Linked DNA regions of Homo sapiens: regions 1 and 2 are each linked to region 3. Evidence: chromatin contacts called from ENCODE Hi-C or POLR2A ChIA-PET data. All regions are on one chromosome and are shown on one strand. Each heading gives the region's core, a stretch centred on a gene start or an enhancer-like site at or near the end of the contact. The rest is flanking DNA. Distances are from core to core; before and after follow the strand shown.

Region 1 (2,934 bases), core at 417-2,916, 1.5 Mb after region 3:
TCCTGAATATTATCAGTTATCTTAATGATTATTTTTATTGATATTACTATTAATAAAATAGCCAATACATCAATACATCATGGAAGTGCCTTGCCTAAATCTGGTTAGGTTGACTCTGAGATTGCTGATTTGTACAATATAAAAACTGGCTGACCAGTTGGACATGGTGGCTTCTTAATCACCATCGTTTGGAAGACAAGTCTTTGTTGATTCAAGATACCAGGTCCCTGAAGTGCTGTGTCCAGTCCAGAATATCACACATTATAAATGAAATTGAAATCCAAGAGTATTCAGAGGAGGCTAACCGGAGGTAGGTAGTGGGGAAGGGAGCAAGATAATGTGTCAAATACGGAAAACTTAAAGAAGTCTATTTTGTCCTAAAAAATAATAGTATAGATGAAAATACAATAAATACATTCAAATACTTGAAGTATTATTATAAGGAAGAAAGTATGGTCCTATTCCATGCTGCGGTAAGGATAAGAATTTTATCTTGTTGGCGTATCAGTGGTTCTCAGTGTTTTCTGGAGACTCAAGATAGTCCCCAAGAACCTTTTAAAGATTCTTCAAGGTCAAAATAATATTAATTAAGTGTTATGAGTATTATTATTTACCTAACAGTACTAAGAAGTTATTTTTCTTCTTCTCTCTCATTCTCTCATTAGTAGAAAATTAATGTTTCCAGAAACTATATGGTATATAATATTACAACAGATAGAGAATATTAAAGCATATATGAGAATCCAGCTATCTATTATTCAGACAGACATTTAAAAGATTTGTAAAAATGCAAAAAAGTGACACTATTCCTATTAAATCTTTGTTTTATAATATCTGGTTGTTTTTCATACAATATGTGCTATTTATATTAATATATTGATTTATTATTATTTAATAAATAATTAAATATTTTAAAATTCTATCTAGTTTATTTTACAATAAATATATATAACCCACATAGACAAAACCTCTTTATATTCCACAATTATGCTAAAAATTAGGTTTATGTTTAAGAATGTTTAAAAAGGAGTCCAGAGACTAAAAGGCATGAGAAACATTGGTTTCAATTAACAGTGTTAAGATTTTGAAACCACAAATTTCAAAATATTTCAGCAGTTCAGCACTAAATTAGGCTTTTCTTTTTTTCTTAATGTAGTTTTTAGAAAATATTCAGTGAGTGTGTGTGGTAAGAGGGATATATATACATTGATCCTAGTCACCTCTAAGGCTTCTTTCAACTCAAAGATTCTGCAGCTCCATTGTGAAAGGAATTGAAAAGAGAGCTTACTGAAAATACTGTTCTCATAAGCCTGGTGTGAAAGTTAGCAGCTAAGCATGTGGTTAGGAGCGGCAGTTTTGGGGTGAAGCAAAAAGTGAAGAACTCCAGTGCAAGAATATAATGCATTTTTGGATCATTGTGTTGGTGGTAGATTATCTAATGAAAATGATAAGACTGAAGGGTTTGCTGTCAAAGTTACTTAGATTTCATAATGGAATGTCTTCTCAGGAGGATGGAAACTAGAGTCCATGTTGGCCTTACAAGTCTTCTCTGAATATTCCAGAAACTAATAGTTAAGATTCTTTCAAAAAGGTAAGTTGATAGATGCCCACACAGTTTCTCCTCTAGACTGTGTCACAGATGACAACCTCATAACCTCTACCTGTTGTCCTGGTTCTACCATTTATTTCAACACAGAATACACACACACACCACACACACACACACACACACACATATATTTGGGTGTGTTTATGTAAATTACATATTTCCTCTTTCATATAACTTTATATTCAAAATTTAAACACAGCTGCACAAAAGATAAATGTGCAAATCATAGGAACACAATTCACAAAGGAAATGTAAATAATAAGCATATGATAAAACCCTGAACACAGTAAAAATTAAATTAATCACAAAATGGTAAATTGAAGAAATACCAGTTTTTATAAAAGTAACACTTTTGAAAATGATAAAATTAAACTCTGACAAAAGTATGTGAAAGGAAACTCATACAATGTTAGGAAGAGAATAGAGGAAACAACTTTTCTGAAAGCCATTTGTCAATATATATGAAGAGACTGAAAATGTTTTCATTTTTTAACACAGGAATTCCAGGTCTAGGACACTATATCAAAAAAAAGATCATATATATATATATATATATATATATATATATATATATGGACATATATATGGACAAATATATCTATATATTTATATAGATATAATCTATTTATATAGATATATATGTCCATATACGTGGACAATGATTTCTGTATGATGATATGCATTTTAAAGAAAAACTACCAAAATATCTTTCTTTGAAAACTAAAACAACTAGTTTTACAGAAAAATTAAGAAAAATATTCTTGGTCAGGCACAGTGGCTCACGCCTGTAATCCCAATACTTTGGGAGGCCAAGGCGGGCAGATCACCTGAGGTCCTGAGGTTGGGAGCTCGAGACCAGCCTGAACAACATAGAAAATCCCTGTCTCTACTAAAAATACAAAATTAGCAAGGCATGGTGGTGCATGCCTGTAATCCCAGCTACTCAGAAGTCCGAGGCAGGAGAATTCTTTGAACCTGGGAAGCGTAGGTTGCAGTGAGCTGAGATCATGCCATTGAACTCCAGCCTGGGCAATGAAAAAAAAAAAGCAAAAAAAAAAATATATATGTATTCTTCAAAGCCATGTTGGTTTGGTCATTAAACACACACTGTCGATTTCCTCAGACAGTCCGAACTATCGTGTCCTCAAAATGAGCACTGGCCCCCTCTGTCCCTCCACTGCATGGGGCCTACACAAGAAATCCCACCTGGGGAGGGGCCACATGTATCTTTTCCACAAATTTGTCTTCTGTTCCTTGGCATAGAGCAATACTAACATTTGTGAAATATTTGTAGAAAACACAGCTGCCTTTTCTACAAAATATGC
Region 2 (2,700 bases), core at 41-2,540, 2.0 Mb after region 3:
TTATTTCTGTGTATTTCTGATTTTCAGTTCAGTCACCAGAATTGCGCAAGGACAGTAACATGTATCTTACTGTAAACTAAGTATATTTTTTAGCATTTCTCCCCAGTGAGGACTACAGCAAGGTGAGAACACGATACATCATCTCTCCGCGACCCCAGTACGCTCCCAGTGCAAGACTAAATAGAGGATGCTGCGGTTTTAGGAGTGAAGGCCTACAGTGTAACAGAGGCAACAGAAGTTCTTTAGCTCTCAAGGCAGCATCCTCTAGGTTGTGCTCGCTTCCTTACACTGTTCTGCGGTCATACGGTCTTGTCACTTTTCTCTGTTTTCCTTTGGCTACCCTTCTCTGACTTTGGCCTCAGTTTTCAATTTCTTTTCCATTGCCACCATCACCAGCAATGTTCGCTATTGCCTCGCAATCCCTCTCTCCGACATTTTGTAATCCCGAGTCTCTCCCAAGTTCATTCTCCGACAGACCTCTCACGCTCCCTGTACTTCTGAAGCCACTTCGGATTCTCCCCTATCTGCCGGCTCCCACCACCCACTCTCTCCCAGCGCACTTCACTTTCCTAAGTCGGGCTGCTGCCGAATCCTGACAGACGGACTTCACCAATCCGCGAGAGATAAATAACCGACGTCGCCAATGAGCATCCGCCGGAAGGCGGGACTTCGCTTAAGTTCCTCGGGTCCCGAAACCAAAGACCTGTTGCCGCCGCCGCCGTGGCCACGGAGTTTCTTAGTTACCGCGGCGCCCTTGGCGGCCTCGGGCCTCTAGAGCCGGGGCCAGGTATGAAGTTTCCTGCCGCCCCCTCCCACCGCTGCCAACGAACAAGACCGAAACCCCCATCCGCCTCGAGCGCAGCGCGCCCCGCCCCACCTACCCCGAGCGAGGGTATCCCGGAGGCCGCCCCGCGCGGTCCCGACCTCCCTCTCCCGGCCCGACTCCCGCAGGCGGCCCCTCCCGGCAGGAGCTGCCCGGTCCGGGCGCCTGAACCCTGGGCAGCGACTCACCAGGAAGTTGGGAGTTTTCCGTTCTCCCGCCCGCGAGAGACCTTGGGCGGGCGGGTGGCTCGGCGCGGCGCCGCCGTCGGAAAGCGCGCTGGGCCGGGGGCTGAGGCTGCGAGGCCCGGAGCCTGTCGGCCACCTCCCGCCGCGCCGCCCCGGCGGACGCTGCAGGCGCGGGGCACCCACCCTGCGCACTGCGAGGCGCGTCCGGAGTGCGAGCCTAGCGGCGGCCCATCCTCCCGCGACTCCCGATCCTCCTCCTGCTGCCGCCGCTGTCAGGAGTGTAAACATCCCGGCATCCCCGAGGAGAGGGGCGGGGCGGGCGCCGGCCCCACCCCGCGTCGTGAGTCCAGGCCGGCTGCCCGATGGAGGCTTCCCGCCTGCGTCCCCGGCGCTCCCTGGAGCTGGGGGAGCCTCGGCGGTTTCCCTACTGGAGCCGAAGTCGCTCTGGAGGAGCCCCTCCTGGCCCCTCTCTTCCGGTTGTCAGGCCTAGCGTGGTGCGGGGCACCGCGTCCGGTCCCCTGAGCCCTCTTCCCCGGCTGCTTTTTAAGAACCCAGGGTCGGCTGCTTTTTAAGAACTTGTTTTTTCTTCATTTATATGTAAGTGCCCCCACTTGCAAGCGGTGAACCGACTTACTGATGTTCCCTTCTGGACCACAGCGTTTGTGATCCCATCTTCTTTTACCAGGTGATTTAAACTACCTCTGTGTTTAATGTGGAGTGCAGGGAAATGAGAAAAAAAAAAAAAGGCGTTTTCCTGAGTCTGGCTAAGCAAACGTTGCATGAAAGTGTCCCAGCATAGAGGACAGGGGCTTCAACAACATTCCAGAAGGTAAACTCCCTGGTGTGGTACGGAGGATCTTTGAAATAAATATGTGCAAAATCACCCAGAACCCTAGTACACGAAACTGCAAAAGGAATGCTTTGACACCAGCAGCTTCACGACTTAAGTTAACAGGGCATGAACTACTCGAGGAGACGGCTAGGAGGCAGTATGGAGTCGGCCATACCTTAATTGTCGTCTCAACTCAGTGATTAATTTTGTGACCTGGCTGCAAGTTATTTAACCTCTCCAAGTCTCAGTAACTCTCTGTAAAAGGAGATTAGTTGTAATACCAACCTCTAGGACCATAGTTAGAATTAAGTGAGATAAAGCAAAGTGCTTAACCACAAAGCTTGGCATATAAGACGTGCTCATTAAATTGTTGCTGTTGTTCATAGGTCTCTCACTAGTTTAACTTCCCTGACAAAAAGATTAGAGCCAAGAATGAGTAGATTATACCTCAAACATTTAAAATGTTAAAGCCATGAAATTAAGATCTGGAAAGTTTATTTTTAAAAAGAAAAATGGCCGGGCGCAGTGGCTCATGGCTGTAAGCCTAGCATTTTGGGAGGCCAAGTGGGGGGGGGGGTGATCACCTGAGGTCAGGAGTTCGAGACCAGCCTGGCCAACATGGCGAAACCCTGTCTCTACTAAAAATACAAAAACTAGCCGAGCGTGGTGGCAGGAGTCTATAATCCCAGCTACTGGGGAGGCTGAGGCAAAAGAATCGCTTGAACCCGAGGCGGGGAGGAGGTTGCAGTGAGCAGAGATCGCGTTACTTCACTCCAGCGTGGGTGAAAGAGCGAAAATCCGTCTCAAAAAAATAAATAAATAAATGAAAACGTTCACGATCTCAAAAGGAGGCCTTGATT
Region 3 (2,700 bases), core at 157-2,656:
AGCCTGGGTGACAGAGTGAGACTGTCCAAAAAAAAAAAAAATTTTTTTATTATTATCTGTGGATTCAGCATTGTCATTAATCCTCCATTAACAGAAGGAAATCAGGAATAGCTTTGTAAGTTCCAAAATAGTGAAATACATCACAAATAGCAAACTGGTAGTCGACCTGGCAGTGGCCAAAGCCAATGATGACTTTACAACATCTCACTTCTACATGAGGCTTTTTCAAGATTTTAAAGCAAACACTTCTTTAAGGCATTAGACACATCTCTAAAAACCAATTCTTGAAAGGCCTGTCTTTCTCCAAGTCTACTGTATAATTATTACAGTAAGATTTATAATTTATATAATTATAGAGTTGCTTCATTTTATCTCTATCTTTTGTGCTTCATTTTAAACTTAATGAATGTGCCATTTGGATGCAGAAAGGTTTTTTAAAGAAAAAATGCATAAATGTTAGATTGTGTGCACAGAACAACTGTTTATCTGATGTGATTATTATGGATTGCATGCCTGTATCAAAACATTTAATGCTATCTCAGGATTATCAATCTTAATCCCACTTCTGCATTGGTTGGTGGTGGAAGTGGGATAAGAGCCTAGTACTTACTCTCACTGTTCAGATGACCTTAAGAAGTCCACTGGATTCTAAAGTTTTGCCCTCACAAGCTGCACTTCCACCCTCCTGAAGCTTTATTGAATCTTAGTCCCGGAGTTGTAAACATAGATATTCCTAAATCTCAGTTCACAAAGGGGAACCACCCCTCCTTGGAGGCTGGAATGCGTAGAAACCTTGTTGGGTAGGTAAAATAAAAGCATCTTTTTAAGCTTCTGAGAGAGCTTCCAGCCACTAAGGCAGGTGCCAGAAGAGAAGACGTGGGTAGATAGCAGTCAACATGAACTGGACATTAGTGTGTGAACAAGCAGCTTACTGACTTGTCCATCATTATCTCTAGAAGACCCTTCCTAAATGTTCTGCTGAAACTCTCATAATGCCTTTCTTTTTAAAAATTTACTTATTTCTTTATTTTTAAAGATAGGGGTCTCACTATGTTGCCCAGGTCAGATTCAAACTCTTGGCCTTGTGTGTTCCTCCTGCCTCAGCCTCTGCAGTAGCTGGGGCTACAGGCATGTGCCACTGCATCTGGCTCTCCACAGCTCCTTTAATGACCAGTTTATCTACTTGCAAGTGGTGGACAGTGGTGGGGCCACCAGAGACCACCACCATCTCTCTGGTACTTGAGTATCACCCCATTGCTCTCTGGTGACTCATCAGGGCTGGTGATTATTGTTATCAACTGAACCCAATGCACAGCCACAGGTTCCCTCCCACACTGCAAGACTTTGCATGTTTTGGTCTAGAGGCAGTTAAGAGAGGATGTCAAGTGTGAGCCCAGCTATCAGTAAGTAGGAAGTCTAACACAGGAAATAACACCATCTGTGAGGCTGGCAATAGCACACTCCCACAAAAGTACTCTTAATCATGCTTACACACACACACAACTTCAGGACTGCTGAAACAACCCTGAAAGGTACATATATTGAGGAGCTGGAGGAAGCAAGAGCAGACAGGGAACCCCTGTGGAAGGAAAGATACTTCTGGAAATAATGTGGTGAAAGTGAAAAATATATTTGTAAAACAAAAATATCCAAAATTATTTTTCTTACCATAATTTGCATAAATAACACACCAATTTAAGAATGCAACTGAATCACAGAATAACATTTATGTCAGTGCAATTTTAGAATCCTCTTTTTGACATATGAACTAATTTTGTTCTTTTTTCTTAATTAGAAAATTCAAATCTTACATGATTAGGGAATGAAATAATTATAATCATAATTGTCTTTGCTTTCATCTGTGTTTGATTTTCTATCTACTTCTCTTTCCTTTTCTTTTCCCTCCATCCCTCTATCTCCCCCTCCATACCTTTCCTCCTTCCTTTTATTTTTTCTTACCTAAAGTAAGAAACAAAGTAAGTACTTGCTCATACATTATTGTCTCATTCTTAGTACATTTTCAATTCCTGCTTAAAATGCATTCTTTCACTATACCTGTTTTAAAAAATGTATTAAACAGCTACTAGATGTATAGATGTCTAACCAGCAACCTCTCTGGCAGGGAGCCGTAAGGTTGATGGCATAATTACTGTCATTCTGGATTTCCCCATCATTTTGACCCTATAGGGCTTGGAACAGCTGGGTTGGAAAGCCCCTACTGTGCATAATATCCTGTTCTGGGTTTTCTGCCAGAGCTCGTACCCTCTGTTGACTGCACATCACAGCAGTGCAGGGATGCTGCGACATTCTCAGAGCCAACATTCTCCTATGTGGCTCAGGGGAAGCACCAGCTTATTTGGTATTAGGGTTCAGTATGTCATGGAAGGATTTCTTTTTAACTATGTGAAAAAAGCATGTGGAAAGAATGTACTTTTAACAGGAGCATGAGTGCTACCTTGAGGAAAGTGTTAGCTGAATTCACAGAGAATCTGTAATCATCCAAATGCTATTCCACTCTACTTAGACTTCCATTTCTTGTAAGGACAACTACTCTAAAGTAGGCTTTAGATAAGTACTACTGCATATAAGTAACATGCAAAACACCAGCCAGGAAAGTAGCAAAAGGAATAAACGAAAGCAAGAGTGTAATTAAGATTGGCAATGCATGAATTATTTTCACTGTTTTAATTGTCAGGGACA

Evidence for each region. Hi-C counts contacts between places; a loop is a spot of excess contacts on that map. ChIA-PET counts read pairs that join two places held with the same protein, here RNA polymerase II (POLR2A). Pooled maps may share reads with other maps.
Region 1: a loop to region 3 is called in a map with no recorded cell type, with 5 times the contacts of the local background. The contact joins two enhancer-like sites. A Hi-C loop is called at or near these places in 1 of 37 single-sample maps with no recorded cell type and 2 of 50 pooled maps. POLR2A ChIA-PET finds 5 or more read pairs at or near these places in 1 of 52 experiments (B cell).
Region 2: a pooled map shows a loop between it and region 3 (5-fold over the local background). The contact joins the promoter of NEK7 here to the enhancer-like site in region 3. A Hi-C loop is called at or near these places in 1 of 168 maps with a recorded cell type or tissue (B cell), 1 of 37 single-sample maps with no recorded cell type and 6 of 50 pooled maps.

The regions. Positions count from the first base shown.
Region 1 is chr1:198,659,280-198,662,213 of GRCh38, reverse strand. All of the region lies in intron 2 of PTPRC (protein tyrosine phosphatase receptor type C), which reads right to left. PTPRC-AS1 (PTPRC antisense RNA 1) reads left to right here. Exons shown (of 3, transcript NR_199042.1): 2 at 1,508-1,591. Among named protein-coding and RNA genes, the nearest start is that of PTPRC-AS1, 6.4 kb to the left of the region's middle. Within about 2 kb of position 1,666, at least 4 of the 41 ENCODE cell types and tissues checked have a DNase peak (open chromatin) inside an H3K27ac peak, as active enhancers do; they include B cell, where a contact is called at or near this core.
Region 2 is chr1:198,155,588-198,158,287 of GRCh38, reverse strand. NEK7 (NIMA related kinase 7) reads right to left here and starts at 1,290. Exons shown (of 10, transcript NM_133494.3): 1 at 1,012-1,290. RefSeq lists enhancers at 565-614, 2,045-2,104 and a silencer at 855-1,454.
Region 3 is chr1:200,153,022-200,155,721 of GRCh38, reverse strand. All of the region lies in intron 7 of NR5A2 (nuclear receptor subfamily 5 group A member 2), which reads right to left. Among named protein-coding and RNA genes, the nearest start is that of NR5A2, 130 kb to the right of the region's middle. RefSeq lists an enhancer at 2,047-2,116. Within about 2 kb of position 1,406, at least 5 of the 41 ENCODE cell types and tissues checked have a DNase peak (open chromatin) inside an H3K27ac peak, as active enhancers do; they include B cell, where a contact is called at or near this core.